Linked DNA regions of Homo sapiens: regions 1, 3 and 4 are each linked to region 2. The links are chromatin loops, found by intact Hi-C in ENCODE. Cell type or tissue: thyroid gland. All regions are shown on one strand.

The links. Hi-C counts contacts between places; a loop is a spot of excess contacts. Peaks named below come from ENCODE experiments on the same cell type or tissue, not always from the same donor. Only the 100,000 strongest peaks of a DNase experiment are listed, where the experiment ranks them.
Region 1: a loop joins it to region 2, with 3 times the contacts of the local background. A loop is called at or near these places in 54 of 110 quality-filtered maps.
Region 3: a loop joins it to region 2, with 5 times the contacts of the local background. A loop is called at or near these places in 97 of 110 quality-filtered maps.
Region 4: a loop joins it to region 2, with 5 times the contacts of the local background. A loop is called at or near these places in 80 of 110 quality-filtered maps.

What each region holds. Positions count from the first base shown.
Region 1 is chr11:36,618,051-36,626,050 of GRCh38, reverse strand. The region is part of intron 2 of IFTAP (intraflagellar transport associated protein); the gene reads right to left. Among named protein-coding and RNA genes, the nearest start is that of RAG2, 24 kb to the right of the region's middle. In thyroid gland, a CTCF peak has its summit at 3,085 (motif pointing right); DNase peaks (open chromatin) are centred at 3,100 and 6,370; H3K27ac peaks cover 7,693 bases.
Region 2 is chr11:36,559,677-36,567,676 of GRCh38, reverse strand. It overlaps a transcript of RAG1 not described here. Among named protein-coding and RNA genes, the nearest start is that of RAG1, 4.3 kb to the left of the region's middle. In thyroid gland, a CTCF peak has its summit at 3,130 (motif pointing left); a DNase peak (open chromatin) is centred at 3,096; H3K4me3 peaks cover 443 bases; H3K27ac peaks cover 1,276 bases.
Region 3 is chr11:36,668,810-36,676,809 of GRCh38, reverse strand. It overlaps LOC107984325 (a long non-coding RNA gene), which reads right to left and starts at 5,921. Exons shown (of 3, transcript XR_001748186.1): 1 at 5,288-5,921; 2 at 4,725-4,812; 3 at 3,348-3,623. In thyroid gland, a CTCF peak has its summit at 3,787 (motif pointing right); a DNase peak (open chromatin) is centred at 3,789.
Region 4 is chr11:36,748,534-36,756,533 of GRCh38, reverse strand. The region is part of intron 3 of LOC107984326 (a long non-coding RNA gene); the gene reads right to left. Among named protein-coding and RNA genes, the nearest start is that of RAG2, 150 kb to the right of the region's middle. RefSeq lists an enhancer at 5,640-6,210. In thyroid gland, no CTCF peak of the experiment used is centred here; no DNase peak of the experiment used is centred here.

The sequences.
Region 1 (8,000 bases), 58 kb before region 2:
TCCATGCCCGATCTTTCCCTACCTCCATGCCCTCTAACCTCAGCTTCCACACTCCTTTCACCGTTGCTCATGCAACTCCAGCCACACCGGCCTCCTTGCTGGTCCTCAGCTGGGCAGGTGCTGCTATGACCTGGCCTTTGCACTCGCTGTTCCCTGGGCCTCAAATATCTGCAGACTCACCTCATTCCAACTTTATTCAAATTTTACCTTCCCAGATCATACTATATAAAATTGCAACCCTAAATCCTCCTGCCAGCACTCATGATTCCCTATACTGTGCTCTGGTTGTTTTCCCCCTTTCTAGAATACAAATTTCAGTTTCCCCCTTCTAGAATACAATTTCTCTGAAGGCAATGATCTTTGTGTCTTTTGTTCACTTCTGTGAGTAACATTTAGCACATAGTAGATATTCAACAAACATTTACCAAATGAATGAGGGCGTGCAATGTAGCATCATTTGTAATAGCCAAAAATTAGAAATAATTCAAATGTCCCACAAAAAGAGAATGGCTAAACAAATATCCATACAAGTGAATACCAGGAAGTCATCAAAACACTGGTAAATGATATTTATTGCTATGAGGTGTTCATAATATAATGTTACATGAAAAAGCAAGTTACTTCTTATCTGTAGAGTGGTGAGGGGAAAAAAGCAAGTTACAGAAACTATGTGTAGCATAAGCCCACTTTCATAAAATAATTATAATAAATTTGCTGAATATATAAATGAATGAAAATATTAGGTTGAGCCTTTAAAATAATTCAGGTAATATAAATATAAATAAACATATTTATGTGCATTTTATATATTTTTTATTTAATCCTAATAACAACTTAATGAAGTAGAAGTTATTATATCTATTTTACACATGATAAAACTGAAGCTCAGAAATGTTAAGTAAGTTTCCCAAGACCACCTAGTTAGAAAGTAACAGAGTTTAGATTCAAATCTTGGTTGTCTCCAACTTCCATGTTCTTAACTAATAACTGAATACATATATACATATTAATAAACATAAAAAATTTCAGAAAGGATGTATACAACCATGGTTTATCTATAGGACAATAGACTCTGACTTTATTAGTTAACTGCATATAAGTTTGCCTACATAAAAAGACACCTAAAGTAACAACAGCTTAAACAAAGTGGAAGTTTATTTCTCGCTCATGCAACAGTAAGAGATATAGATAATCCAAGGATAATATGACCTTGCTCCACAAAGTCATCTGACCCAGGCTTCTATCTTTCTGCTCTGCCATGACTACAGCACCAACCTTCTCCACATGGTCCAGGATGACACCCCCCCACACCCTTGTTCCAAGCAATAGGATGAAGAAAAGGAAAAAGAAAGCACACACCTCACTTCTCTGTAATTAGCTAAGGCTGATTTCAGCTACCATATCAAGGAAGCACAAAAAATGGAGCAGCTCAAACAAGAATTTGATTTCTCTCTCATGTAACAGTTTAGGAAAGGTGGGTAGGCTTTGTTCCATGAAATGACCCAGGGATTCAGGCTGCTGGAGTTTTCTGTCATCGTAAGCACATGGCCTCCATGTCTGGGTCTAAAGGAGTTGTTGTAATGATTCCCAATTTCCAGCCAGGAGGAAAAGGATAAAAAGAAATAGTGCACGTGTCTTAAGGATATGACCCAGAAGTTGCACATACCAGTGCCCCTCACATCTCATTGACACAAACTTAGTCAAATGACTATACCCAGCTTCAAGGAAGACTAGGATGTAATCTTTATTTTGGCTGGCCATAGAGTAGATAAAAATTCTACTGCTATAGAAAGAGTATGTTATTGTTTTACTGTGGGTGTGTGGGTGTGAGTGTGTGCATGGGTGTGTGGGTGCTGGTACCTCTGAGTATTTTCTAATTTTTGTACTATGAACAAAAAAACTAAAAACTATACTTTTATTTGAAGAGGCAAAAAAGCATTTCTTCCAACGAAGTTTCTAATCCTCAATCTAGGGAGAATACCTACATGCATCTTCTTCCTTTTTAAAGTGGTTTTCCTGGAAATAATGAAGAAGGAGGAAAAAAATATATATATACACACATATATATACACACATATATATAATTTTACATTTTTTTCTATTGTAGGTCAAGATTCTCTTAATATTTAACTTTGATGTCCCTCTTTTAAATCACAAATAATTACCCTAATCATAAAATTCTACTCTTGCGTAAGTCTTTAAAACTACCAAGTACCTTCGTGTACGAAATATACAACAGAAAAGTTACCAGAAACAGCGAAATGATTGGAGGGGCATTTCCTGAAAGTACAGGCAATGAGATGCCTCCACAGCCTGTGTGGTCTCCCTAGTCTCTTGTCTGTGTACTTGCTAATGGCAAAACACTCACAGAGAACACAGTTCTGGCAGCAATAGACAGAAGTAGCAAGGACATTTCCCTGTGATGGAGTAGCTTTGACCTATGACACATGCACTACAATCCTTCAGACTTGGGACAGAACATGTGCCAAACTAAAGCCCACCCTAAAATTCTGTAAGCTATAATATCCTAGCCTCTGTATTAGCGATCAGCAAGATCACAGTAAAATTATTCCTATAACCCATCATCCTTTTTCACTGTCAAAATGCCTTTTAAATAATATACAATGGTGACATTCAACAAAAATGTCATATTTAAAGTAAAATAATTGTTCTTATGCTTTGAGTGGGGGGGGGAGTATCACAATTTCATGAAAGCTACAGACCTTATTCATAAAAAAATATAATATATACAAAAATGGACAAAAAGTGTTGAAAAATTCATTTATCTCCCTAAACTCCTCCCAGATTTCATTTAGAGTATTTTCTCAAAGCTGGTCTGAAAGTCAAAGTTTCTGATCTGCACACTAGTAGAACTACTGAATCTTGGGGCAAGATCCCTAGGAATCTACTTTTTAATAAGTACCTTCCAGGTGATTTGTACATAAGGTAAAATTCCCAAGTAAAGATTCCATGAAGTAAAATCTAACAATGATAATTAAAAAGAAGAATCTGATACTTCATCTTTGGTCAAAGCATGTAAATACATTTGCCTGATGATTGTGTGGAGACATAGTATTGCATCCATCCACCAGAGGCCAGTGTAGGATCATTCCCTGAATTGTACTCTTACACCATACAATATACCACGTACATGTACACAATACAATATGTACTATACATAGTTGGTTTTAACTACTTCAAGAAATGGGGTATAAACAACTAACACTGTAGACAATATTTTACATTTTTTATATTTACATTCAAGATTCCTTTCATATTTAACCTTGATGTTTTTCTCTTTCGTATCAGAGAAATAGAACCCCAATCATAAAACTTTACACATGAGTAAGTCTTTAAAATTTACCAAATACTTTCATGTGTATTTCATCTGATTCTCACCACAACCATTTGAGACATACCAAACAGGCAGAATTAGCCCTGATTTACAGATTCAGAGAGTAAGTGACAGGCCTGTGGTCTTAAGAAATTAGTATATGCCTGGACTAGTACCCAGGTCTTCTGAATCCAAGGATTGAAGTGTCCCTTCCCATTACACTGGCCCTGCCCGTAACAAAATGAGAACTATAAAAGCAACATAGTAAATTATTTATAAAACTAAATATCTGCAACCTAAAAGATTTTCCTTCACCGTAAGATCATGTCCTATTGCCTACCACAAAAAGTTGCATTTACTTAAGGCAACCTCTTTAACTCACCTACACTGGAGAAAGTTAGGAGGAGTAATTTTTCCCTCTTTTTTAAAAAGTAAATACTTCTTAGAAGAAGTTTTCAAACTTTCTAAAGTAGAATAACATCTGCTGAACACATTTGTAAGAATATAGGACTCAAACATTGGCATGTTGGATTAGAGCAGTTCAAGAGGAGACTTAAATTATATATGTCTTTCACATTCTCTCATTTTATCAGGAAACTCCAGGAGAGCCTTCACAAAAAAAAAAATAAAAAATAGAACAAGAGCTTAAAGTAAAATAAGAAGGAAAAAGTCTGAAAATCCACTGTTCTAATCATTCTTATTGTTATTTTATTAACTCATAGGCTGTTTATTCAATCTAAAACTGAGACCCCAAAACCAATGGCAATATTCTGGATATGATGTTCATCAATACTATGCAAATAGTTAATATTGCCTTGCCAAATCAACCTCTAACTATACAATCTATAAACATATAGATTGCTATTCTGCCTTCACACATTTAGAGCATTTGGGAATCACACCATCCTTTATAAGCAGATTGCAATAGGAATGACATATCAGCTGATGAATTCTTCTAGGGTAGGGACCCTGTTTTGTTCATCTGAGTATTCCCAGATTCTAGCTCAATGCTTAAAACACAGAAGGAATCATCAATACTGAAATGACCTCAACATTAGCAAGAAGACCTGGATTGACACTATAATTAGGGACTAAACTCAACACTCAGATGACTCCCTACAACCCCAATCTTCTAAACAGTAGTTCATATACAACAAAATTGAATGCAAAAGGCAAATTAAGTCTGGAAAACACATGAAAATGATATAATGATTCCTCTCTGTGCTAAGGATGCAATGAACTGCAAGAAGAGTAAGCTGATGGGCGTCACTTAAATGTACCTCCTCTGGAACGAATCCAAATTAAGGAAAAAAAAGACACTAAAAATCATATACTAGACAGATTGTGGTTTGATTTTCATATAAGAGTTTGGTTAAAATAAAGTTTCCTGTTTGTATCCCTTTGGGTTTAGCTGACCATTTCAAAGAAAATATTATTGTTTCACGGCTAAAAGAACATTTTGCTAAAACCATTCAGATCTGAAACATGCCCATTCAATTGAATCAAAGGACACTGTCTTATGACCACCTCAGTTTTGAGTGGAACAATTTACCCTTTCCCTTCAAGTAATGATACACTTAGCAACAACGAATAAAAATAATGTCTCAAGTTAAAGAGAAATGCATATAAAACAAATATGCACCCACTTAATATTGTTTAAATTGGCTATTTAAAGATTGATAATGACCACCTTAAAAGTTTATTTAACTATTAGTAGTTCTCTTTCATTCTGTAAAAGTTTAAAATCCCATTTGTCTACAAAAGTTCAACTCTCTAATTTATATGTATACATAAAATATATCAAATATAAATAAATTGAAAAGATGTGTATCTTTTCAAGTAAATCAAACAATTTCATTCTTTTCAAAGAATCAAAGAAAATGATTCTTTTATGTGTATGAAAAATACATATTTTTAATTCCCATGTCTTCACTGAGAACGCATATTAGAAAAGGTAATTATTGGAACAAAATACTGTGCATTAAAAACACTGCCAAAAATAAATTTAATGATTATAATTCAAAATGTCATGCACATTTAAATACATTTTCTTTCCTTATCCAATTACATGTAAACTCCAGCAGTCACAAAAAACAAATGATTATCTATGAACCAAATATTCATGTTGAAATGAATATGAATTATAACAACTTCAGCTGAAGGTTTATGCTAATATATCTAAAACAAAATGGCTTGATCAGCTCAAAATCTGTCATAATTTGAAAGGGGAAATTTCCTTCTGCAATTGAACCAGCAATTTTTGTGTGTTTCATAATTTGTCAATTTGTTCCCTAAGTGTAGTGATTTAGTGATGACAAAAGAAATAGGGAAACAAATGAAAATTGCTTAATTACAGCTTGCAGATGTTCCCCCAAAGAGAAAAAACAGGTTAATGCTGCTGATGCTGTTTCCTCCACAGGACTCTGCTATAAATTAGTTCACTTCATTCAATATTTTTTTCCTTCAGTGTTCTATGTGATGTTTGATGTTATGTTGTGATAAAGAGATTACATACACATAGTTACTGAATTTATGTTCAATATAAAACTATCAACATTTTTTCTTACACTTTTATTCTTTTTGGCAATACTAAAAAACACATCAATAAAAAGCTTTAAAATAACACCGCTTCCTTACTCGCTCCCTTGGGATGCAAGATTAATTAATTTTTTTAATTGCCTAGTTACTTTTATTAGCAAGTCCTTATATGACGTCTTCTGCAAATTTCTCTCAAGGTAACATTATCCCCATGGCCTATGTCTTCAGTTAAAGTAAGTTTATTGCTATTTGCCATGATATTTTCAATTATCTTCTCTTTACTGTTAAATTCACATTTGCAAAAGCGCTTCCCGAGTTGCCTTTTTTTTCTTAATGTGGCTAACGTTAAAAAGGAAACAGAAAGGCACTGCAAATGGCCTGTGAACTAAAAACACCACTCAATATTCAGTAGGGAATTAAATGACTGATAACAACGGCACTGAAAATGTGGCTTCAGTGCCACCTGGAAGCATAAAGCTGGTCAGTTCGTTTCCAACTTCCTCTGACAGGCAATCTGCCAGATGCAAGGGTATCAAAACAATGTTAAGCCCTCTGGTCTCTATCTAACACATGACAGAAAATAACTGCAAAAGGCTACACAGCAAGGATTATTTTTCTTGTTGTGTTTTCTTTTATGAGAGAAAGCTGTTTTTATGCTCTACTGAAATTCCTTTCCTGCTCTGAAATTGGTAAGAGGGACAGCTGCTTTCTATATTTTTCTCTCTGGTATTTTTCTACAGCAGATTTTAAATTCATTCTTCAGATTGGGAAAAGCCTCTCTTTGCACCCTCATGGAAATTTAAAGATGCATTGCTAATATTCAAATTCAAAATAGCTTTGGGGACCAAGATGATACGTCAACTTCGGAAATGTGTTGTTTTATGTGCTGTCACCGGTTTCATTTTTAATTACATTTTTTAGAAGCTGTCAAGTATGAGTAGTGATATTCTTTTGGCTGAAATGACAACTCAAAATTTATCAGTCCAGAAATGTAAACCAAATCCCAACCCAAGATTCTAAGCTCTTGACAGAACGAACGCTCAATAAAGAAAAAAAAAATTAAAAGACTCCTGAAATGAGAACTGTGTAACTTTGAAGAAGTCACTTGGCCTCTGTGGGCCTCAGTATCTCCCAGGCAAAATACCTGTGACTCTTCCTTGACTCTTTCTTCTCCTTAATCCTCTGCCAGTACCCTGTTACTAAGTGCTGTCAGTCATTCCTTCACTGGCAGCGTCTCCTAGGCCCTTTTGCTTTCCATTTTCTCCCCAACTACCCTAGTCCAGACCTCCAGCAACGTACTTCTCCTTAGCCCTCAGCTAGTCTCCCTGACTCCAGATGTTTCTCTACTTCTTCTTTGCTCTACCTTTCAAAATCACGAGCAATGTGTATTAATGGGTTTTGTTTGTTTGTTTTAAAATTCTACTATGGTTCCCAATTACATAGTATATCAAAATCCAAACTTGAGCATCATTACACAGCCTCCTTCTCAGGCTCTCCCTTCTGTGCCATCCACTAAATGTGGGTGTTCCTCAGGCTTGTACCTAAGGCCCTCCTGTCTGCCAGCCTGTCATTCTGTATTCTCTTCTTTTCTTTTCACTGCATTTATTCAACCAATATTTAAGCATCTACACATTCTGCCCCACCAGGCACTGCTTTAGACACTAGTGTAATAGTGGTGAAAACCCACAAGACACCAGCTGTATGGAGCTGATGATACTCTAGAGAAGACAGGGTAAGTGTATTTTGAGGTAGCACATCCATTCCTGTTGGCATATATTATCTACACACCAGTGACCCCAGGTCTTGAGAAGAACTGCCCGATGCCCTACGGAAGGCAGAGAACAAAGTGGTTCAGGGTGTGGGCTTTGAAATCTGATTAGGACCATAGTCTAACTCCATCTCTTCTTATAAGGACACCAGTCATACTGGGTTGGGGCCCACCCTTATGACCTCATTTAACCCTAATTATCTCTTTAAAGGCCTTATCTCCAAATACAGTCCACGTTGGGGGTTAGGGCTCCAACATGTAAATTTGGGAGGCACACAATTCAGTCCACAATAGCAAGCTACCTAACTTTATGCCTTGGTTTCCTCATCTGTAAGTTAAAAATAATAAAATGATAAAAAT
Region 2 (8,000 bases):
ATACCTCAAAGAGTCAATAATGTTATACAATGACAGTTATTATAGGAAAATACTTGAAACGATGTCTGCCTCTTTGTAGATGTTCATCAGATATTAACAACACTATGGAATTTTTTTATTATTATCTTGAAATGTTATCCAAACAATCTCAGAACCTTTCAACCTGGTCAAATCTTGCTGAGGAAGGTTGATGCTCCTTGTAACTACTGTAAGTTTAAACATTACTCGAGTATGGACATCAACAGACCTGGATTTAAATCTTGACTCAGGCCTTTGATTCATTACTTAAACTTTAGGAACTTCAATCTCATCACCTGCAACCTAAGATTAATAATATTAGTCCCCATTATTGAGAGCAATGGGCTAGGCTTGTAAGTGTTTTATGTGTCATTTAATTTTCACAACAGTCATACGCATTTGATAATATTATGTCTAAAAAGAAGCAACAGAAGTTCAGAGCAATGGAGTGACTTGCCCATGGTCACACAGCCACTACTTAGTGAAGGTGGGGTGGAATTCCAAAGCTCATGTTCCTAATCACTCCATTATACCATGAAAGGAGAATAATGAAAGCCACTTTGTAGTAATAGTCTAAGGATAATTCAAGAATGAATAGGTGTATACACACCTCTGTCTCTGTTTCAAAACCCCTTTATAATTCTCAGACCAGCTTTATCCCCAAAGTCTTTCTGTGTTCAGCTAATAAGTGAGAGATTCCTTGCTTGTCTGATTCTCAGCAAAAACTGTCAAGGAGGCAGGTGCAAGGATTTCACTGTTCTGTGCTGCCCTCATTCGACGCTCCTCTTACATCTCCCACTCTTTCGCATTTGGACCTACTTAACCACACAACAGCCCTGGGGCCACAGCTGCTCACTAAAGACAAGGCAGAAGCCACTGCAGTAACACTGGGAGAGAGGAGAAACTGGTCTGTGGCTTCTAGGAGCTTCAGTGTGTTTTTCCCCAAGGAGATGCAGCCTTTACCTGAGGGTCATATTTGAGGCAACATGGCGAGAAAGGCAGGTGAGAGCTAAGAATTTCCTGAAGACAGTGTTCATGTTCAACAGGTGGCCCTGAGCCCTCCTTACACAATGAGGTCAAGTAGAGAGGAGTCATAACATGACTTACATGCAAGAGGGTGTCCTTCCCCCCCCATCCTCCTGCTCCTTAAAATCTTGCATCTCCAATGGACTTACAGGAAGAAAAAGAAAAGGCCAGATGTTCATGCTTCCCCTTGAAGGAAAGAGCAAAATAATAATATCCCACAGTATTAGAACAAAGCAGCAAGTTCAAGGATCAGGCTTCAGTTCTGTAGGTTCACTTGGAAGTTATGTAAAACTAAAGTGACAAAATGCACTGGTTTGTTTTGGACTTTCCTTGGTTTAGCACCGAGAGTCTACGGTGAACAGAGTTGGTTGGTTGCCCATAACCTCCAAAGCAGAGTTAGAAAATTTCTCTGAGGTCAATAATTTATAAATGGAATCCTTTTCAATTTTTCTTGGAAAAGTAAGCTGGTCAAATGGACTCATCAAAGAATGGTGAAGGTGTGAGGTTCAGACCAGATAAGGGAGGAGCTTTCTCTCTCTCTCTCTCTCTCTTCAAATCATATTTAACATAGATTTCTGTATTGCTCAATTTTTCATCAGTCATGTATACTTTTATAATTAGGAAAAATCACAATATTTACAAATAAAGTACTTAATGAATTTTAAATGAGACATAACAAAATATTGGGTGCCTATGAAGATACAGTTTTCTAATTGCTCTGTTTGATAAAAGTCTGGATTTGTATACATCACCAGTATTTCCATGTTTCTCCCAATTTCACCTCCCAATTTCTCCCATCCGTGTTGAAATCAAGTCACTTGTCTCCTATTGAGAAGTAAGACCTCCCTTGGATCACCTGGAAAAAACAAGTTAAATAATGGCCCATTGTCCCTCTGGACACTAACATTTTATCCACTGTCTTTATTTCAAATCTTTTCCACATGACAAGCAAACCTTAACTTGCATCATGAAATAGCAAAGACAGAGCTGCCTAGGATCCATGTTGTTCCAAGCAAATTAAAAATAAAACACTGCTGACATGTATTGGCCAATTGTTGCAAGAGACAAAGAACGAAAAGGGTGAACTAGAGCCTGGACAACTTGATGCCAAGCTCCAGCCTTGAGCGCAGACCTCCCAGACTAGTGATTAGCTGTGGTTAGTCCTTGAAGTGCCGACAGGCCCTTCACTGGCCCTGCTCCTCCAGGCAATGTGCTCCCTGCATCCCTGCTTTCACCTGCCTCTCCATCCAAGCCCCAACCCCCCTGAGCAGGTTGCCTACACTTATTCCCCTTGGCTCCCAAAGGCCCTTTTAAGAGACCTTTTCAAATTCAATCTCTTCCCAGACAGCAATGAGTTCCAATTGCTGATAACAATCAAAATCTACTCCTGCAGCCATGGTCTGAGTGTGTGAACGCTGCATTTTGAGCTCTTATCATAATTCAGCAGATGCTGTTTACGGACATTGAGATTACATACATAAGCATGTATCTATACATCTCTAACTAGCAAAACTCTTGTCTTCTAACATCACCAATTTGAAAGCCAGAACTAGAAGGGAACTTAGAGGTTACTTGCCCCAACGCATGTGTTTTATTTATTTATTCCTGAAGGGCAAAGTGTTCCTGTTCAATGTCACAGAAGGGAATTAGTAGCAGAAATAGCATTACAAATCCGATCTCCCAGCTCCCAGGACAACGTTCTTTCCACTACACTGAAAAGGGAACATCCCTCCCTAACCCATCCAAGATGCATCTTAGACGGTAAAGAAACTCAAGCTGGCAATGGAGCAGAACCTTAACAGGTCGTCGCTAGATCGGAGCCCTGGGTGAGCATGCAAACTCGCCACCCTGCACTGGCGGCGGAGAGACAGCGTCTCCACACGCTCATTTCTCCCCCACTTTCTCTGTCTTAAAATTGTTTTCTAATTAACTCAATGTGAATTACCCCTGTTAGTAAAATTTCTAATGTGTTATTAATTGCTCTAAACGTCGGCTGCAGCTCACTCTCCATGCTTTCAGGAGATCTGCTGCGGGCTTTCTGATTTTAGCTACACTGTTTTCTAAGCAGCTAGTGCCACCGTGTGGGCAAAGAAAAGCCTATATTCTTGACTATCAGAAAAAGCCATGAGAAAAAGTCTCAGAAGTTGTTGAATCCATGAACTGGCTAAGAAGAAATCATGTATTTGCTTCTCTTCTCTTCCCTCTTCCCCTTATCCCAATCTCTATTCTCCCTACCCCCTCTTCCACCATCACTTACCTTTGTAGAAATCCCCCATAATTCCTATAGACTAGGAAACAGAGCCAAAAGCTTAAAAGGTCAAAGTAATTTGCACAAGACCCCACACTTCATTAACTCCAGTCTTCCACAAAGGTCAAGAGACAACACAGAACTCCATTCTCATTGTCTTGCTAATCCTGACCAGTCCCAGAAAATGTGTAATAAATGCCTTCTCCTTATTCCTCAAACAAGAGAAGATATGAGGACCATGTCTTCATGAGAAAATTTGAAGAGCTGAGAGTAAAGGCCGGTGTATAAGATTGCTAAATATCCTTTCTAATCAGGAGACATCTGTTCCATTTCCAAACCTTACAAAATAGTAAGGCATTGTTTTGCCTCCTCATCCTACTTACCTCCATAAGATCACAGATTGAGTTCAAACATTGACATAGGAGGAACATGACCTAAATTTCTCAGAGCTAATATACAGGTTTGGGGAATAAGCTTTCTCAACTCTACAGTAAACATAATGGCCTGAATGCCTAATTGCAGGATACCAATAAATGTCTTTACAAAAAGCCAAACTAGGCAACTGCCCAGTTTGCCTCAGTGAGGGCTCTCAAATTTCACAATATTTTTTTGAGGATAAGAAAGGGTTAGTTTTTAAGACAAAGGAGCTTTAGCTTTAATTTAATTTAATTATGTTTAAACTATAATAACTATGTGGCTTTGTTTTATATATAATGAGAACAATTGCTAAATTTTTCATAAATTTTAATTAAAAACTATATTCACTTTCAACTTATGAACAGTTAGTGCTTCTGGAGAGAGATGGAAAAGGAGCATCATTTTCTGATTATTTTTGTAAAAAAATCTGCTATGAGAGAGAGAGATTATTACAGGAATTGGCTCACACAATTATGGAGGTCAAGAAGTCCCACAATCTGCTGTCTTCAAGCTGGAGAACCAGGAAAATCCGTAGTGTAATTCAGTCCAAGCCCGAAGTCCTGAGATCCAGGAACACGGATGTCTGAGGGCAGGAGAAGATGGACATCCCAGCTTAGAGAGAGCAAATTAGCCCTTCCTCCACTTCTTTGTTCTATCTGGGCCTTAAACACATTAGGTGATGCCCATCCACATTGGTGAGGGTGGATCTTCTTTACTCAGTCTACTGACTTAAATGCTAATCTCTTCCAGAAGTATGAACACAGACATACCCAGAATCGTTTTAGTAGCTATATGGGTATCCCTTCGCCCAGTCAAGCTGACACATAAGATTAACCATCACAAGCCTTAAATGGGTTGATTAAGTTAAGATGGGGTCATTAGAGTGGGTTCTAATCCAATCTTACTGGTATCCTTATAAGAAAAGGAGATTTGGACATACACACAGAGACACCAGAAGTGTGTGTGTACAAATGAATGACCAGGTGAAGACACAGTAAGAAGGCAGTTGTCTGGAAGCCAAGGACAGAAGCCTCCCGAGAAATCACACCTGCCTTATGGGAATTGGATCACACAATTATGGAGATTGAGAAGTCCCACAATCTGCTGGCTTCAAGTTGGAGAACCAGGAAAACCACTGGTATAAATCAATAAATCAAACTTTGATCTTCTACTTCAAGCCTCCATACCATGAAAATATATATTTTCTTATGTTTAAGCTACCCAGTCCATGGCATTTTGTTATGGTAGCCCAAGCCAACTAGCACAGTGGAGATCAGGTCCCTTATCTTGGGCATTTCCTTCATCCACCCACCCAAGGAGGAAGAAGAAGAGGTCAAATTGGAAGATACTCATTGGGCTTCATTCTTAATGAGTGAGTATGGTTATCATGGCCATTATTATCCATCTAATGTTGAGCTGTGGTGTGGGGTACTGGTTAAAAACCCAGGTGTTGGAGTGCCGTAACATTGCTTTAAATTCTAGCCCCACCTCTTGCAACCTGTGTGATTTGGGGCACATTTCATAACCTCTCTGACTCCATTTTCTCATTTGAAGTTGAGAATAATAATATGAAGCTGGTAATGTTCTTGGCAGAATTAAGTGAGTTAAAACATTTGAGATGCTTTGCACACCGTTAAATACAATGTTATCTCAAGAACTCACAATCCTCCTCCAAAATCCACTCCTCTTACAGTCTTTCTCAGCTTGCTTAATGGCAACTCTACACTTCAAGGCAAACTCTTAGAATTATCTTTCATTTATCTCTTCCTCTAAATCCTCATGCCCAATCAGTCAACAAATTCTAATCTTGTTAAAACTATAAGTCAAATCACTTTACTTCTCTAATCAAAACCCTCCTATGGTTCCTATGGTTCCCCATCATGGTTAGAATAAAAGCCAAAGGCCTCTCAAGGGCCAACAGGGAACATGACTTTCCCTGCCTTTTCCATCTTTTCTCCCACTTACCCGCAGCCACAGTAGCCTCCTTGCTGGTCCTCAAAATGTCCGGATACGCTGACATTGGCCATTCTCTCTGCTTAAAATATTACCTTAGACACATTAGACACTGCTGTATAGTCAGGGGTCTTCAGAAAAACGGAGCCAATAAAATAGAGAGAGATGAGGAATTGGCTCACACAATTATGGAGGCTATCACACTCTGCCATCCACAAGCTAGAGACTAAGGAAAGTCAGTGTTATAGTTTCAGTACCAATCCAAAAGTCTGAAGAGCAAGAACAAGTCTTAGTCCAAGGCTAGGAAAATAATAATTTCCCAGCTCCAGCTTCAGCAATCAGGTAGAAAGAGAAAAAAATTTACCCTTCCTCCTCCTTTTTGTTCTATTTGGTTCTTCCATGAATTGCATGATGCCCACCTCATAGGGGAGGGCTTTACTCAGTCGAATAGTTTAAATGTTAATATCATTCAGAAAAACACTAACAGACACACCGAGGAATAATGTTTAGCCAAATATCTCAGCACTCTGTGATCCAGCCATATTGACACAAAAAAAAATTAATAAACAAATCTGGAGTAATTGGTAGGGCAGAAAGAGCTAACGAGATTGTGAATCAAGAGTGATGAAATTTGCATCAAAGGCTGAAGAGTAGGTCATCCAAAGACCTCACCTCATCCTCAGTTCCCTCTGTGGAATTCCAGGGAAAAGGAAGTTGTAGGAGACCATGCTCACCCATCTGCCTACAAGGCCTGGAGAACCAGGTACCTTGTACAGTGTGGAAAGGAAGGTGTAAAGAAGCCCCAAGAAAATCCATCTTTTCCTTCCTCAGCCCCACATTGTGCTCCAAGTGAATGAGCCATTTGGACTGCATCACCAGAGTACCCTCAACCTCCAGCTTCCAGTTTAATCCAGACATTGGGCAACACCATAAGTACCTGAGTATGGCAGGATGGAGACAGTATAATTGTGCCTAAGGAAGGTACATGGAAGATGTTGTCAACAAGATGGCTGCCTAGAAGTGTCAAAGCTCACCTCCTCCACAAAGAAGGACAAAACAACAAACAAATAACTACACTTTGAGTACAGCGTCTAACGCGGAACACTAGAATTCAGCAAGGAAGTGACGAAACCCTCTGAATCATGGAGATTCAAGATGGCAGTATAGAGAAGGAAATGAAGCACCCAGTCAAGATCAGCTCAGAGCCAAGAGGGATTCCCTATAGTGGGGAAAAGGGGGAAAGGTAGTCAGGAGATCCCTAGCAGTCCTCATTACCACTGCAGATGCCTGAAATCCTAGGTACAAAAGACCCCCACAGTCCCCACGGTCCTCACAGTCCCTAAGCCCAGTATACAAAAGCTGCCTGGAGTCCACACAGCTCCATTGCTCCAGAGTAGGAAATCATGCTGGGTTCTTCCCTCCCCAGGACCCAAGCTACTATGGAACTGCATCATGCTGAGAGCAGAGCCACCAATAAAGTGAATTCTGTTCTGGAAGCCAGTGTCCTGGCATATCCACATACCTGGAGCCCTGCCATCATTCCACCAGACAAAAGACTACAAAGCCAGGAATCCAAGACTCCATCTAGATTCAGTGGTTCAGCTGCAAACCCTGAACCTAAGCCCACACAGTGCCCTGCACCCCAAGAAACAGGTAGTGTAGAATAGGAAATAAACCTCCCCTAAGACCAGGGGCACTGCCATGCATGCCCCCATTACCCAAGGACTGATCACCCAATGCTTGCCACCACTGGCAATACTGTACTGATGACCAGCAGAGCTACCATGCCCAACACATACCCTACCAGGGCCTGAGAACCAGTCCACCTATCATTCCCCAACCCCAGCAAAGCCACATCACTGTCTCTACAAACACCATTGATATTGATTACAGCCAAAGAAATCACATTGATACTACACTACTGCAGCCACCGGTAACCAAATCCAAACCACTTTACCCAATCGACACTATAGGACAGACTCACACGAAAAAGTCTTTCTCTACAAAAGCTAGTCTGTAAAATTGGAAGAGGCAACTGCTCCAGCAGATGCACAGATGCTAATAAAGGAACACAAGAAACGTGAAAAAGCAGGGAAACATAACACCTCCAAAGGAATTCTCCTGTAACAGACCCTAAAGAAGAAAATCTATGAAATGCCTGAAAAGGAATTCAAAACAATGAGTATAAGAAAACTCAGCAAGATACAAGCAAATACAGATAGACAATTTAACAAAATCAGAAAAACAATTCAAGATCTTAGTGAGAAATTCAACAAAGAGACAGATACCATTAAAAAACAGAAATCTTGGAGGTGAAGAATTATATAAATTGAATAAA
Region 3 (8,000 bases), 110 kb before region 2:
TTAATTGTGGTGTTAGGGTGTCAGTTTTAGATCTTTCCTGCTTTCTCTTGTGGGCATTTAGTGCTATAAATTTCCCTCTACACACTGCTTTAAATGTGTCCCAGGCCGGGCGCGGTGGCTCATGCCTGTAATCCCAGCACTTTGGGAGGCCGAGGCGGGTGGATCATGAGGTCAGGAGATCGAGACCATCCTGGCTAACAAGGTGAAACCCCGTCTCTACTAAAAATACAAAAAATTAGCCGGGCGCGGTGGCGGGCGCCTGTAGTCCCAGCTACTCGGGAGGCTGAGGCAGGAGAATGGCGTGAACCCGGGGAAGCGGAGCTTGCAGTGAGCCGAGATTGCGCCACTGCAGTCCGCAGTCTGGCCTGGGCGACAGAGCGAGACTCCGTCTCAAAAAAAAAAAAAAAAAAAAAAAAAAAAAAAATGTGTCCCAGCGATTCTGGTATGTTGTGTGTTTGTTCTCATTGGTTTCAAAGAACATCTTTATTTCTGCCTTCATTTCGTTATGTACCCTGTAGTCATTCAGGAGCAGGTTGTTCAGTTTCCATGTAGTTGAGTGGTTTTGAGTGAGTTTCTTAATCCTGAGTTCTAGTTTGATTGCACTGTGGTCTGAGAGACAGTTTTTTATAATTTCTGTTCTTTCACATTTGCTGAGGAGTGCTTTACTACCAACTATGTGGTCAATTTTGGAAAAAGTACGATGTGGTGCTGAAAAGAATGTATATTCTGTTGATTTGTGGTGGAGAGTTCTGTAGCTGTCCATTGGGTCCGCTTGGTGTAGAGCTGAGTTCAAGTCCTGGATATCCTTGTTAACTTTCTGTCTCGTTGATCTGTCTAATGTTGACAGTGGGGGTGTTAAAGTCTCCCATTATTATTGTGTGGGAGTCTAAGTCTCTTTGTAGGTCTCCAAGGACTTGCTTTATGAATCTGGGTGCTCCTGTAATGGGTGCATATATATTTAGGATAGTTAGCTCTTCTTGTTGAATTGATCCCTTTACCATTATGTAATGGCCTTCTTTGTCTCTTTTGATCTTTGTTGGTTTAAAGTCTGTTTTATCAGAGACTAGGATTGCAACCCCTGCTCTTTTTTGTTTTCCATTTGCTTGGTAGATCTTCCTCCATCCCTTTAGTTTAAGCCTATGTGTGTCTCTTCACGTGAGATGGGTCTCCTGAATACAGCACACTGATGGGTCTTGATTCTTTATCCAATTTGCCAGTCTGTGTCTTTTAATTGGAGCATTTAACCCATTTACATGTAAGGTTAATATTGTTATGTGTGAATTTGATCCTGTCATTATGATGTTAGCTGGTTATTTTGCTCATTAGTTGATGCAGTTTCTTCCTAGAATCAATGGTCTTTACAATTTGGCATGTTTTTGCAGTGGCTGGTACCAGTTGTTCCTTTCCATGTTGAGTGCTTCCTTCAGGAGCTCTTGTAAGGCAGGCCTGTTGGTGACAAAATCTGTCAGCATTTGCTGGTCTGTAAAGGATTGTATTTCTCCTTGACTTATGAAGCTTAGTTTGGCTGGATATGAAATTCTGGGTTGAAAATTCTTTTCTTTAAGAATGTTGAGTATTGGCCCCCACTCTCTTCTGGCTTGTATAGTTTCTGCTGAAAGATCCGCTGTTAGTCTGATGGGCTTCCCTTTGTGGGTAACCCCACCTTTCTCTCTGGCTGCCCTTAACATTTTTTCCTTCATTTCAACTTTGGTGAATCTGACAATTATGTGTCTTGGAGTTGCTCTTCTTGAGGAGTATCTCTGTGGCGTTTTCTGTATGTCCTGAATTTGAATGTTGGCCTGCCTTGCTAGGCTGGGGAAGTTCTCCTGGATAATATCCTGAAGAGTGTTTTCCAGCTTGGTTCCATTCTCCCCGTCATTTTCAGGTACACCAATCAGACGTAGATTTGGTCTTTTGACATAGTCCCATATTTCTTCGAGACTTTGTTCATTTCTTTTTACTCTTTTTTCTCTAAACTTCTCTTCTCACTTCATTTCATTCATTTGATCTTCAGTCACTGATACCTTTTCTTCCACTTGATTGAATCAGCTACTGAAGCTTGTGCATGTGTCATGTAGTTCTCGTGCCATGGTTTTTAGCTCCATCAGGTCATTTAAGGCCTTCTCTATGCTGTTTATTCTAGTTAGCCATTCGTCTAATCTTTTTTCAAGGTTTTTAGCTTCTTTACGATGGGTTTGAACACCCTTCTTTAGCTTGGAGAAGTTTGTTATTACCGATTATCTGAAGCCTTCTTCTCTTAACTCGTCAAAGTCATTCTCTATCCAACTTTGTTCTGTTGCTGGCGAGGAGCTGCATTCCTTTGGAGGAGGAGAGAGAGACTCTCTGATTTTTAGAATTTTCCGCTTTTCTGCTCTGGTTTCTCCCCATCTTTGTGTTTTTATCTACCTTTGGTCTTTGATGATGGTGATGTACAGATGGGGTTTTGGTGTGGATGTCCTTTCTGTTTATTAGTTTTCCTTCTAACAGTCAGAACCCTCAGCTGCAGGTCTGTTGGAATTTGCTGGAAGTCCAGTTTTGCCTGGGTATCACCAGTGGAGGTGGCAGAACAGTAAATATTGCAGAACGGCAAATGTTGCTGCCTGATCGTTCCTCTGGAAGCTTCATCTCAGAGGGGCACCCGGCTGTATGAGATGTCAGTCGGCCCCCTACTGGGAGGTGTTTCCCAGTTAGGCTACTCAAGGGTCAGGGACCAACTTGAGGAGGCGGTCTGTCCGTTCTCAGATATCAAACTCCATGCTGGGAGAACCACTACTCTCTTCAAAGCTGTCAGACAGGGACGTTTAAGTCTGCAGAAGTTTCTGCTGCCTTTTGTTCAGCTATGCCCTGCCCGCAGAGGTGGAGTCTACAGAGGCACACCAGGCCTCCTTGAGCTGCAGTGGGCTCCACCCAGTTCAAGCTTCCCAGAGGCTTTGTTTACTTACTCAAGCCTCAGCAATGGTGGATGCCCCTCCCCCCACCTCACTTCCACCTTGCAGTTCGATCTCTGTTAGCTGTGCTTGCAGTGGGGGAGGCTCCATGGACGTGGGACCCTCCAAGCCACGCATGGGATATAATCTCCTGGTGTGCCATCTGCTAAGACCATTGGAAAAGCCCAGTATTAAGGTGGAAGTGTCCCAATTTTCCAGGTACTGTCTGTCATGGCTTCCCTTGGCTAGGAAAGGGAATTCCCCAACCCTTTGCACTTCCCGGGTGAGGCAATGTCCCACCCTGCTTCAGCTCACACTCTGTGGGCTGCACCCACTGTCCGACAAGCCCCAGTGAGATGAACCCAATACCTCAGTTGGAAATGCAGAAATCACCCATTTTCTGTGTCGCTCACGCTGGGAGCTGTAGACTGTAGCTGTTCCTATTCAGCCATCTCGGAACCTCTAAAAATAATTTCTTAATAACTCCTGTATTATTTCCCCCCTCTACAGACATAAACTTAACTGCCGTTAGGGGGTATTGGATGACGATTCTTTCTGGCTACTTCCTGCTAAAAAGGGGCATCTTGTTGGAGGACAGTGGTTGGGCCTCCTCTTGAGGTCAATCTAAGTGTTCTCAGAAGAATGGTGTGTCCATGTGTGGCTCTGTCTGCAGCACCATTTGGGGTTTGATTGCTTCTAGGTGAAAAGAGATAAATTTTACAAGGAGGTTTAAAATATAGGATTAGAATATGAGTATCGAGATTACCACTGTTAATGGAGGGCCTATAGACCATAACTATGACAGTAGAGTTTGATACCTGTTAGTTACACCAATGGATTGTAATACCAGTTTGCCTCCACTAGATGTCGCTGTACATAATCAGAAACATTCATATAAAAGTAACATTCCTTTTAGGAAAAGTGGCATTGGATTGGGTGGCTAGAATAACTTTAGTGTTAACCTTGGCTACATTTTTCCTGCAATTATCAATCCTTTCATGACTTCCACAGAAAATCTCTTTCCTTTATAACCTTTGCATAACCAGGATGTGACATATTACCAAACCCAATAAGAAGTTCTAGCAAACTCAGTGATAGTAAAACTTTCATGCTTCCCTTTTGTTGGCAGCTATTATCCCTACTATAAGGATAATAATTAAGCAAAAAATATTGCAGCAATGGAAACTCTCCGTCCAATATTTCAATTAAAAGGTGCTACCGGCCAGGCGTGGTGGCTCATGCCTGTAATCCCAGCACTTTAGGAGGCCGAGGTGGGCGGATCACCTGAGGTTGGGAGTTCGAGACCAGCCTGACCAACATGGGAAAACCCCGTCTCTACTAAAAATAAAAAAGTAGCCGGGTGTGATGGCGCATGCCTATAATCCCAGCTACCAGGGAGGCTGTGGCAGGAGAGAATCGCTTCAACCCGGGAGATGGAGGTTGCAGTGAGCCGAGATCCCGCCATTGCACTCCAGCCTGGGCAACAAGAGCGAAACTGAGCCTCAAAAAAACAAAACAAAACAAAACAAAAAACAGTGCTACTGTGTATAGCTCTACTACAAATAGTAGAGTGAGTAGAGCAATTCCTGCAAGTGTGGTGTAAGTAGATAATTTCCATCTAAAATTTTACTTGCTAAGATATAGAATTTCCCTTTGGGGATCTATAAAGTTCCTTGGTTCTATTTCCCTAAACAAAGAAACCTCTGAGTTATGGGCACCCTATTCACTCTCATTACCTGGCAGAATTTACAGGATAATTGCCCAGAACTAGCATATTGATCTAGATTTTCACATTACCTATGCCTTTTTGTTTCTTCCAAGCTGCAGGAGATCACCACTTGATTCACAGGAATAAGCAGGGTTAGTCTAAAATGTAGGCAAAAAGCTGAAAAACAATTAATGAGACTATGATTTAATGACAAATGTATGATAAGCTTTGGAGCATAATGATAAGCTTTAGAGCATAGTTTCTCTCTCTAGTCCCCATTTTTGGTAAAAGCAAATTATGATAGTATTGTGTTGTTTGTAGAATAAACTTTAGTTTTATATTTGGCCTGATTATTTGCATAAAGTACAGTAAGAATAATTATTTCTATGTAAGCCTTTTGGATTGGCTTTGATGGCACTCTGTTTCAAAAGGAATCTCAGATAAGACCTCTTAAAGCCCAGCCATGAGTTTTTATCCTGTGAGTCCCAAGATAAACTTGGAGCTCCTGGACCTGTTAGAAAGTGACATTCTTTACTGACCACAGATTAGGAACCCTGTGCGGGGACTGTGTAGACAAGGGATGAGGCCAGTTCTCCCCAAGAGGCTTTTATCGGCACTGGAAGTAAAGATAGACTCTTAAAGGGAAGCATACCCTTTCGGTCAAAGCCTTGGTAAAATAACTAGCTTTTCCAGTTGTGTCCTGTTGAAAAAGAAAAATGGATCTTATTGCACTGATGCAAACAACTATATTTCCATAAGTTAAGAGTACTCACAGGCAGTTTCCAACTTCTAGAGGAACCAGGCAGACAGAAACAAACGTGCTCCAAATTTTGTTTGCAGGAGTATACCTTACTCAATTATTAAAGGCCATAAATAGTTTAAAATAAGTTTTCTTAACTCTGAAAAACAAAACAAGGATCAGCAACATTCCAAGTAAAAGTCAAAAAGGTTGCTTTAACTTTCTGAGTGCAGTCCATTTAGTTAACTCTTGTATTGCTTGACATTCGTGAACATTTCAGTTCTTCATGAGTCCCACACATTCTTTCTCTATTCCAATGTTACAATCTTCAAGGCTATTAAAAACTCACATTTGAGAACACCTGTTCAAGTTTTATAGCTTGATTATAACCTATCTTTTAAGAAGGAACAAAGCAAGACAAAATGGTCTTTGAATGACAAAATTTCCAGGATAGTTACAGTTAAAAACATGACTGACAGGCTGGGCATGGTGGCTTATGCCTGTAATCCCAGCACTTTGGGAGGCCAAGGCAGGCTGATCACGAGGTCAGGAGATCGAGACCATCCTGGCTAACATGGTGAAACCCCGTCTCTACTAAAAATACAAAAAATTAGCCAGGCATGGTGGTGGGTGCCGGTAGTCTCAGCTACTCAGGAGGCTGAGACAGGAGAATGGCATGAACACGGGAAGTGGAGCTTGCAGTGAGCCAAGATCACGATACTGCACTCCAGCCTAGGCAACAGTGTGAGACTCCATCTCAAAAAAAAAAAAAAAAAAAAGACTGACAAAGAAATTTAGTTATCTCCATGGCTTATAACTTTACCCCTAATTACTATTGATAGCATATATTTAGACATTAAAATTTTAGAAATCCCATACAATTTTGGAACATATGTTAGTATTATTCATCAAAATATAACTTAAAGAAGATTGGACATCGTTTTGGCAATTTCATGTGACAAAACATGTCAAATAATCCTGTTCACCTCTTTTCTGAATGTTTCAGGGGCCCTCTGAACCATCCAGAAAGCCAGGCATCAGGAAAGACAATTTTGAAACTTAAAGTTTGATTTTTGGGTGCCTGTTAAATGTTAGAGGTTTAAAACACTTGATGTTATGAAATAGAATTCCAAATTGCCATAAATTATTTATTTTGCCAAAACGATGACTCAAAAAGCAAAAATTTTTATTATCCTTTATTATTACATGAAAATCCTGTTTAAGCAAAATTTTACCCTTGCATTAATTTACTGATATCAATCCCAATTTCTTTAAATGGAAGCTTATAGATGATTCCATCTAATCTTAACCAATTTGACCATGAGGTGAAATCTTTACAAGCCCTTTATAACCTCTTTTACTAACGGGCAGATTAGTGTCTTAAGACACCCTTGTTGTGCTTTTATTTCAATGCTCAATTTATGAAAAGACCATGTAATATGCTTTTGAATTTAGTTAGGTTTACACATTTTTGCAAGATTAATTTTTACAATCTTTCCACAACTTACTTAAACATTTAGCTTTATCTTATTAAATGTAAGATAATCCCTTATTCCTGGGCAAAATTTGGATTTCCATGCTTTCTTATAATCTTTTACTAAAAAACACATTTCACTGTTTTTATATGCCTTGAATGTAAAACTGTTTAATGATCTCAAATACATGTTGCACTCTTAACTCTTAGCAACTTTTATTTTTGGTGAAAAGCCTGGTTAGTAAGTGTTTTTAATTGTTGTTGTGTTTCTTGAGACAGAGTCTTGCTGTCGCCCAGGCTGGAGCGCAGTGGCACGATCTCAACTCACTGCAACCTCCACCTCCTGGGTTCAAGCAATTCTCCTGCTTCAGCCTCCCTAGTAGCTGGGATCACAAGCACCCGCCACCATGCCCAGCTAATTTTTGTATTTTAGTAGAGACAGGGTTTCACCATGTTGGCCAGGCTGGTCTCGAACTCCTGACCTCAAGCAATCCACCTACCTAGGCCTCCCAAGTGCTGGAATTACAGGCATGAGCCACCGCACCCAGCCAGTAAGTGATTTTAGTTATGTACCAGCTTAAATATTAAAGTCACACGAACTAAAAAATATTTCAGTGCTTATTTTTTCTTTAAGCCAATTAATTGGAGCTCTTTTTATAGACATCACACAAAACACATACACAGCGACACAGACAGAAGATTCAGCACTTGTAAGATTTTTATTTGACGCTTTCATAACTGGATTACTGGCTTCAGGGTGGAGCCCTTGGAGGAACAGGGCCGGGATGGCATGCATCTTTAGGGACTAATAAGCAAGCACAGCCACAGGTAAAGACAGATCTGGAAAATTAAGGATGCCTTTTTATGCTGGATTTTTGGATCCCCAAAAGGAGGGAGAGCCATCTTTTAAAGAGTGTATTTCTTACTTAATTATTACACACCAAAGCTCTCTCCTAATGTGAAGTAATTTGATACCCCCAAAACTCAAAATGGCCAGATAACACAAGGCAAAACAGAACAGAGCCTTTGATTTTGAGAGGGAAGTATCTGCTTTTAATTCCTGGGGTTTCATGAGGAAAACAGAGGTTTTTTTCCCAAAACAATGTCTGTGGCACCTCCTCTGTTTTCCCACGGAGTCCCATGCTACCAGAA
Region 4 (8,000 bases), 190 kb before region 2:
GCTGTTATAACAACTTCAGTCTTTCATCCCCTACTTCCTTCCCTCTACTTCCTACCATTGAGCTCTGATTAGATGACACTTCCCTAAGCCAGGAAGAAAAGTGTTTTGTAGGCAACCTCTGCTTCCACCTTGCACCTTGATGCAAACTCTCCTGAGGGAAGGAAACTTAGTGCCTGGACTCTTGCTTCAATGAGGAAATGAAAGAAGAAAATACAGGGAAAAGCACAAATTATAATGTCAAATATTATTGTGCTCTCAAAACAGTCCCTTCCCTCTTAGTCTCCATACAAGGATAAGCCCTCCTTTCTCTGCTGTGACAACAGCTAAACCCTGCTTTTCATGTTGGCAGAGTAGCAGGTGTCTTCTTGGTGAAAAGCGGACTTCAGGAATTCTCTACACCTGGACATCTCCCTTGCTCTGGTTCCTGATAGATTCCTTTTGACTTTAATTCTTTGAGAGAACAGCTTTGCCAATGCTTTTCAATGAAAATTTCATCCAACTTTAAAATATAAAATATATAAAACATGTTGCCTCTGTGGCTGAAGTAGAGGCAGGCACCCCATTCTCAGCCACCACTGGGTACTGCCATCCTCACCTTATTCACCCTGCCACACACACACACACACACACACACACACACACACGCAGAGTCATCCCTCCTAAAATCCCTAGATTAACCACCTCATGCTGGTTTGCCCAGGGCTTTCCAGGATTTAGCACTGTGTGTTCTATACTCTGGAAAACACCAGTTCCACGTACACTGGGATGGTCAGTCTCCCACACAACCCTAAACACACTTCCATAATGGTTTGAAAATCACTGATTTAGAAACAATGCATTGACTCATCAATACAGGGCACATGTTTAGTTACTATTGGTTATTGCAGATTAGTATAAATTAGTTTATCAACTAACTTTCCAAGTGGAGGCAGGTGGAAAAGGGGATTTGATGAAGAGAAAGAAGAGCTTGGCCACTTCATGGCATGCCTTGTTGGCGCTCTCATCAGAGTCAAATTCATTCACAAGGTTCTAGCCCCCAGGACCCTGCAGGGATGCACTAGCTGAACACCTCTGTAATTTAAGTGGTACCTGGATCCATGCCTGCCTCAACAGGAAGAAATGTGAGAAGGCTGGAACAAGATGCTCCCAATTCCTATACCCACTCCTTCCCTAAGCAGTGTGTTCTCTCCTCATATTAGGAAACAGGTAATCAGGGTTGCAGAGCAGACTGAAACTAAAGCCCATGCAGAGAGCAAACTTCAGACCTTGACTTCATTAGAATAGCGCTCTAACCAAACTAAGCAGCCTCAGAGAAGCCTGCATAATTGACTTGGAAACACGTTCAGGCACAGGAGTCTCTCACAGCAGCTGGAATCAAGGCCCAAACCAGAGAACAAGTGCCCAGAAGAGAAAGGGACTGTTCAAAGATACCCAGATGATCCCCTGTCTTGGCAAAGTTGTCCAGGTGCTCATGCAGCTTTAATGAAGCCCAATTCTAATTAATCTGTGACCTTATTCAAACCAACTGTTTCCTCGTGCCTCGAATGCCTCTCCAGATTCAGATGCCCTTTCCCTCAAGTGGAACGCAAAGGCCTGTTTTCTTAATAAGTTTAATTGAAAGATGGCTGAACCATGGGTCTCTCATAAACAGGGAATTCCCCACCAATAGGAGTTGCAGAACAGAGAGGTGTCAAAGATGTGGCAGAGACATAATTCAGCTTCTACAACCAACATTGATGAAAGGCTGGCTTCAGCCTGTCTCTTCCGTCAACAGCCCATCAGACACTTGGCAAATCAAAAGCAGCACGTTGTGTTTAGAATGGACACACTCGTGGAGGCAGCAAGGAGACTGTGGAGAGATGGATTGAGACCATGAAGGCAGGTAAGAGAGGTGCAGTCCAAAGAAGGGAGCAGCAGTGAAAGGGTTAAAATCTACCTGCTGCCCTCTAAACCAGAGTATCAGGGCATCTTTTGTGCTACAAAGGGCTTCCAGGTGTCCCAGATGTTGAGCCCCTTACTTAGGCTCTGAGCAATCTTCTTCATTTCCCCAATATGCTATAGGATTGTAATCATCATTATGTGTGCTATGTTAAATGATGTTAAAAGTGTTGGGAAGCACTGATATAAAGCATTACTTCTCTGTCTCTGATTCCTGCCTCCTAAAAACTGCATCTGTTCTTCTTTTCTATCAGAACAAATACCCGCATCAACCAAAACTAACCAATGGGGTATAGAAAACGCGGGCAGCACTGAGGCCTCACCATCCCTGTAAGATATTCTGAGTGGATTTGAATGTATGTCACTCTCCCCAAAATCTTCTAATCCAAACACTTACATGGCTTCCTGTTTTCCTTAGGATAAAGATCAAAGTCCTTACCAGGGTTTGGAGGGCTGCCCAGAGTCTGACTTCTTGTGGCAGCAAGGAGCCTTAGTTACTCACAAAGGAGCCCACTCTACCTGGACTCAGCAACGTGTCTCATCCTTCACTTCATTTGATCCTCTCATACTCCGTCAAAAAGATTATTTCCTTCCCGTTGCACCAAGTTGCTAGTCCAGCCTGTGTGAGCACCTAGCTCTGGGATCCATCCAGCTAGAAGGAAGAGGATATATAGGATGCTGTCGTTGGCATTTTCCAGATGCTACTCTGACAGGGATGGAACTGTGCAACCTCTTTGTGAAGAAGCATTGGCCTTGCCTGTCAAAAGCAGCATTTGCCATATAGTCGCTCAGGGTCTGTGTCACAGGATCCTTAGGTCAGGAACTTTCCTCTAACTGTTGGCTGGGGAAAGGGTTACCTCGCTGCAAAATTGAGAAATGGATATTTGTCTCTTTTGTTGTCTTTTTCCTCTACTTCCTCTCCTGATGCCTGTTTGTGCCTTTTCCCAGTCCCAGACACCTGATCATCATTCTCAGTAAACTATTGCAAGGACAAAAAACCAAACACCGCATGTTCTCACTCATAGGTGGGAATTGAACAATGAGAACACATGGACACAGGAAGGGGAACATCACACTCTGGGGTCTGGTGTGGGGTGGGGGGAGGGGGGAGGGATAGCATTAGGAGATATACCTAATGTAAGTGATGAGTTAATGGGTGCAGCACACCAGCATGGCACATGTATACGTATGTAACTAACCTGCACATTGTGCCCATGTACCCTAAAACTTAAAGTATAATAATAATAAAATAAAATAAATAAAAAAATAAGATAAAATAAATCCAATTCCCAAGAAGCTGTGTGCTTAGGGAGTTCTCAAAAGCATCATGGCTGAGTCTCTTAGGTGTCAGCCCTCTCAGGATTATGTAAATATTGTAAGTTTCTCCAAATATTAAAGCTGTTCAAAGTTAAAATAAATAAATGGCTAAGAATAAAAATTTGGGCATGATGCCTGATGAAAAGAAAAACAAATGTTAAGGCATAAAGTCTTGATCAGTGCCTCAAATTAATTTCAAAGATGGGTCTTAACTTCCATGCACATTGCTACATTGTCCACTTCCCTAGAGGGCCCAACACTGAGTGCAGCTATTAGCAAAAGGAGAGAGAGACAATGCTAGGCACATGCCAGGAGTTTAAACACTAAACGGTTATTTAGCAGAGATGGAGACATTTGCAAGCAATGCGTGACAGCAAAAGGAAAGGGCAGGTGAGGCATTTCAGAACAACTGTCCAGAACTACATCGGGCACCAGTGGATTTTGTGAGCAGCTGAGGATTTGAGCTTTGCTGGCTCAGCCTGGCTTAGAGTGCTGGGGCAGAAAAGAAACTGGCTCTAGAGGCCATCCTCCAAGGATCTTGAACGTTTCATTTTTTTAGGGTTTTTCTATCTAGACATTGAAGATACAGTGTGAAAATGAGCCTCTGTCATTTTAACAAGGTCCTTTTAAATCCACAAAGAACAGCCCCATCGATCAAGAAATTATTCTCATTCGTCACTTTCTAGCCTGTTGCCTCGGGATTACGGTGGGTTGCCAGCAGAGACATAGGACCACAGTTAATAAAACATTTTTACAGATCTAGGCTGCAACTACGAAAGACACAATTAATATTCACACACAAGCATGCATGCGTGCCCTTCCCCTCAGCATCTCCAGACTCCCATTACAGGAACCCTCCATTACTCAAAACTAATCCCAATGAGAAGCAAGGCCTATGACTGGTTAGTGTGTGTGTGAAATCATTTTAGTAGTACTTTCATGGGAAAGTGACCCAGAAGACACCAGCTGAATATGATAAACAAGAAGTAGCATAATGTATAAAGAGCTCTAGAATCAGACAGAATTGGGTCCGAATTGGGCTTCTTCATTTAGTAGCTGTGTGACCTTGGGTGAGTTGCTTAGCCTCTCTGGGCCCTAGTTTTCTAATCACTGGAACGGGGATAAAGATATTTATTTTGTATGGTTGTTGTAAAGGTTCAAGAACATGTGTTTAAAACACATATCCCAGTGCCTGACACTTAATGAATGGTAGCAATTGTTACCGGTAATAAATCAGCATATCTGTGCTCTCTCCTGTCACCTTCTCCCTCTCTCTCTCTCTCTCTATCTCTCTCTCAACTTGTACCTACCATAACCACACTGCTGTTTTTTGCTTTGGATGCCTACATGACCAGTTGGTCTCTCAAAAAAAATTTATCAACTAAGACCAGGTGCTGAGCAATAAACTAGGTCATATTCCAGACACCACTATTACTGTTGTCAGCAATAACTGATTTCAGCTTTCTGACATACATTTGGCTATTTTGTGTCCTGCTAACATCAGGGAGCAATCTTACATTGGGGACCCTTCCCTCCCTAATGGAAACATTTGGAGAAAGTGGGAGGAAATTGCTATAAAGTGAGCATAGAACAGAACAGCTGGAAGCGGCCTCCTAATAGGCAGTTTTTCATGTTTTGACAGGTTTGAAGCAGACTATGACAGCAAAAGGGGTACACACAGGGACAGCGTAGCAGACAGCACTTCCTGGAATGGAAGCTTCTGCAGGCTTCCAGATGTAGCTGCTGTCCTTACCCCGCGTGTTTATAGTGGCTCCAAAGTCCCCTTCCTGGGGACTCCTAGGGACATACATCATTGTCAGTTTAGCTGCCAAGTCCAGCTCCAGAAAGGCACCTGGAAAAGGCAGCACAGCTAATGAAAGCAAGGCAATCAAGAGAAAAAGACAGCTGGGCTGGGGGCCAAGGGGCCTAGGGTCTGGCTTCCATCCTTCCACTAAGTGAACTTTGGCAAGTCTTCTTTCCACTAAGGGTCTCAGTTTCCTATCAGCAAAAAGGCTGTCCTGAGCCCTCTTCCCACAAGAGGAATGCTGTCAATAAAAGCAATAAAAGGTGCTTGCTCTATTTATCTGTACTTTCTACTTTTTCTACATGTACACATATCATTTGTGGGAATGTGTATTTTCTACTTCTTAGGTGTGTGTATATGTATATATGTGTGTGTGTGTGTGTGTGCACACACACTTAAGAGGTAAAACACTAATATTAGCTTATTTTATTTAATAATTTATTTATTGTATTTATTTCTACACACACTTAGGTAGAAGAAAATTAGCTTATTTACTTATTATTTTTCTACCTCTTAAGTGTATGTGTATACACACACACACACACACACATATATAGTGTGTGTTTGTAGTCATTTGTTATGGAAGTCATAGAAAACCAAAACACAACTCTAAGAGTACACACGCACTTAAGAGGTAGAAAAATAATAAGTAAATAAGCTAATATTTACTGGGCATTTCTTACATGCCAAGGATTGTAATAAATACTTTATATTCATTATCTCATGAGAAGGAGCCAACTGGACACACCTGCTGCTATTTGCTACCCAGCATCCATTCCCCCTCTCTCCTGATAATGCTCTAAATTTCCCTATGAAAAGCAACCCCTCATTGCCATTTGCCCTCATGTGGTTTTGTGGCAATGACCTCAACCCCAGTTCCAGGGGTGGATCTTGATTGGCTTAATCAGTTTACACACCCTCTGTTCCTCACCACAGTGACTGGTTGGTTCTCTGATTGGGCCGACAAGACCTCAGCAGTACAGTCAGAAGAAACCTCAGTAATTCACCATGAATGTTGAGATCATCTCTTTCATTCCTGCAGAGCTTGAACATGGAGCACATGGCCCCATTATGTGCCAGCAGACACTTTGGGCACATCAGAAGATATCCTTCCAAGTTGAGAGCCATTAATGAGGACACAGAGCACAGAAGTAAAGAATGAGAAAACGGGCTCAAGATCCCAGACCAAGCACTGCCTTACGCTACTATGGCTCCTGGACTTTATTGCTCAAATAATTTGATTTCAATTTTTTGGTTTTGTGCAAAACCAAAACATGCCTTATCAATGTAGGCAAGTGTTATTATCAATACCATTTTATAGATTAGGAAACTGAGTCTCAGTGGAGCTAATCCACTTGCCCTAAGTTACACAGTAAGTTTGTAGTGGAAACACCATTTGAAACCAGGTCCAACTGGGTTAAAAACCCAAGCTTCTTAAGCACTATATTTTGCTACCATAGGTAGGGAAAACTGGAAATACCTTGAAAATGAGAACATTTTATAAAATGCAACCTTTCATTATTTCAGGAGTAGATTTCGAATCATCACCTCAAACCCCAATTGAAATGGTCTCGCTTTGTCACCTAGGCTGGAGTGCAGTGATGCGATCATAGCTCTCTGCAACCTCAAACTCTTGGGCTCAAGCGATCCTCCCACCTCAGCCTACCAAGTAGCTGAAGCTATACCCCTGTGCCTGGCTATTTTTTTTTTAAGAGATAGGGTCTCACTTTAATACCCAAACTGGCCTCGAACTCCTGGGCTCAAGCCATCCTCCCACCTTAGCCTCCCAAAGTACTAGTATTACAGGCATAAGAAACCATGCCTGACCTAAATTTTGAGCCACTGAGTTTGTAATAATTTGTTATGGCAGTCATAGAAAATCAATACACAACTCTAAAATAAAAGATTAAGCAAAAAAAAAAAGATTTCTTATTTTAAAAATTTGGCAAAGGAAAGCAAGCTGAGATCTTTATCTCCATAAAGGATGAAAAGGAGGTGAAGATCAGTAGCATTCCTTTTTGTAGCAAAGTAACATGAGGAAAAATTGGCCCTAAAAGTCCAGAGTAATCTGAACTAGATATAAGGAGGAATTTGCTACCAAAGTTGGTAAGAACTGAAATTCACTTCCAAAGGTGATTGTGCAAAAGTCCCTTGATTGGCTTCCTGAAGGAGAACACTGAAGCACTGACAGGCAACAATTAGACAAGAATTTAATTAGATTTGCTGGAAAGCACAATAATAATGACTTAGGATGTCCTTGGACACACTGTATGATTAGAAGAGGCTGTTAAGTACTGAATTTCTGCTTAGGAGGGCTGGGAAGCCAGGGATGCCTGTTGTTTGAGCAGATGCATTTCTAGCACAGGCACAGAATCTAGGGGGGGTTACAGTTTGTGAGCTGTCCAGAGTGGCTTCCGCATGCCGACAAAAGGAGATGTGTCAGCTCTGAGTAGATGCATTACTTACCAGCACAAGGGGGACTGTATCATGGTTTGGAGGGTCATTCATAACTTTCTCAGAGATCAGAGTCTAGCCATGGATCAAGACCAAACAGCTCAGTGTGAGCTCATAAACAGTATCATATAATGGTCAAGCATATGGGCTCTGAAGTCAGAAAGCCCTGAATTTTGCCATTTACTCACTGTGTGGCCTTAAGCAAGTTGGTGTCTGAGTGCTTCAGCTTCTTCATCAGCAAATAATAAGTCATTATCCCGTTAGGCACTTGTGAGGATTAAATGACATATGATATATAAAGTATAACGCCTGGATCATAGTAAACATTTGTTAAATAAATGGCTGTTATTATTTCTAGTAGTGTGGTCAGGCCTCACTGTGGGCTGGAACAGGGTAATCAGGTAAGAGTAAAGGGAGTGTCATATTAAAGAGCCAGAGAGATTGGAGGAATCCAAAATGCAAAGAGAGAACAAGGAACCAGGGAGCT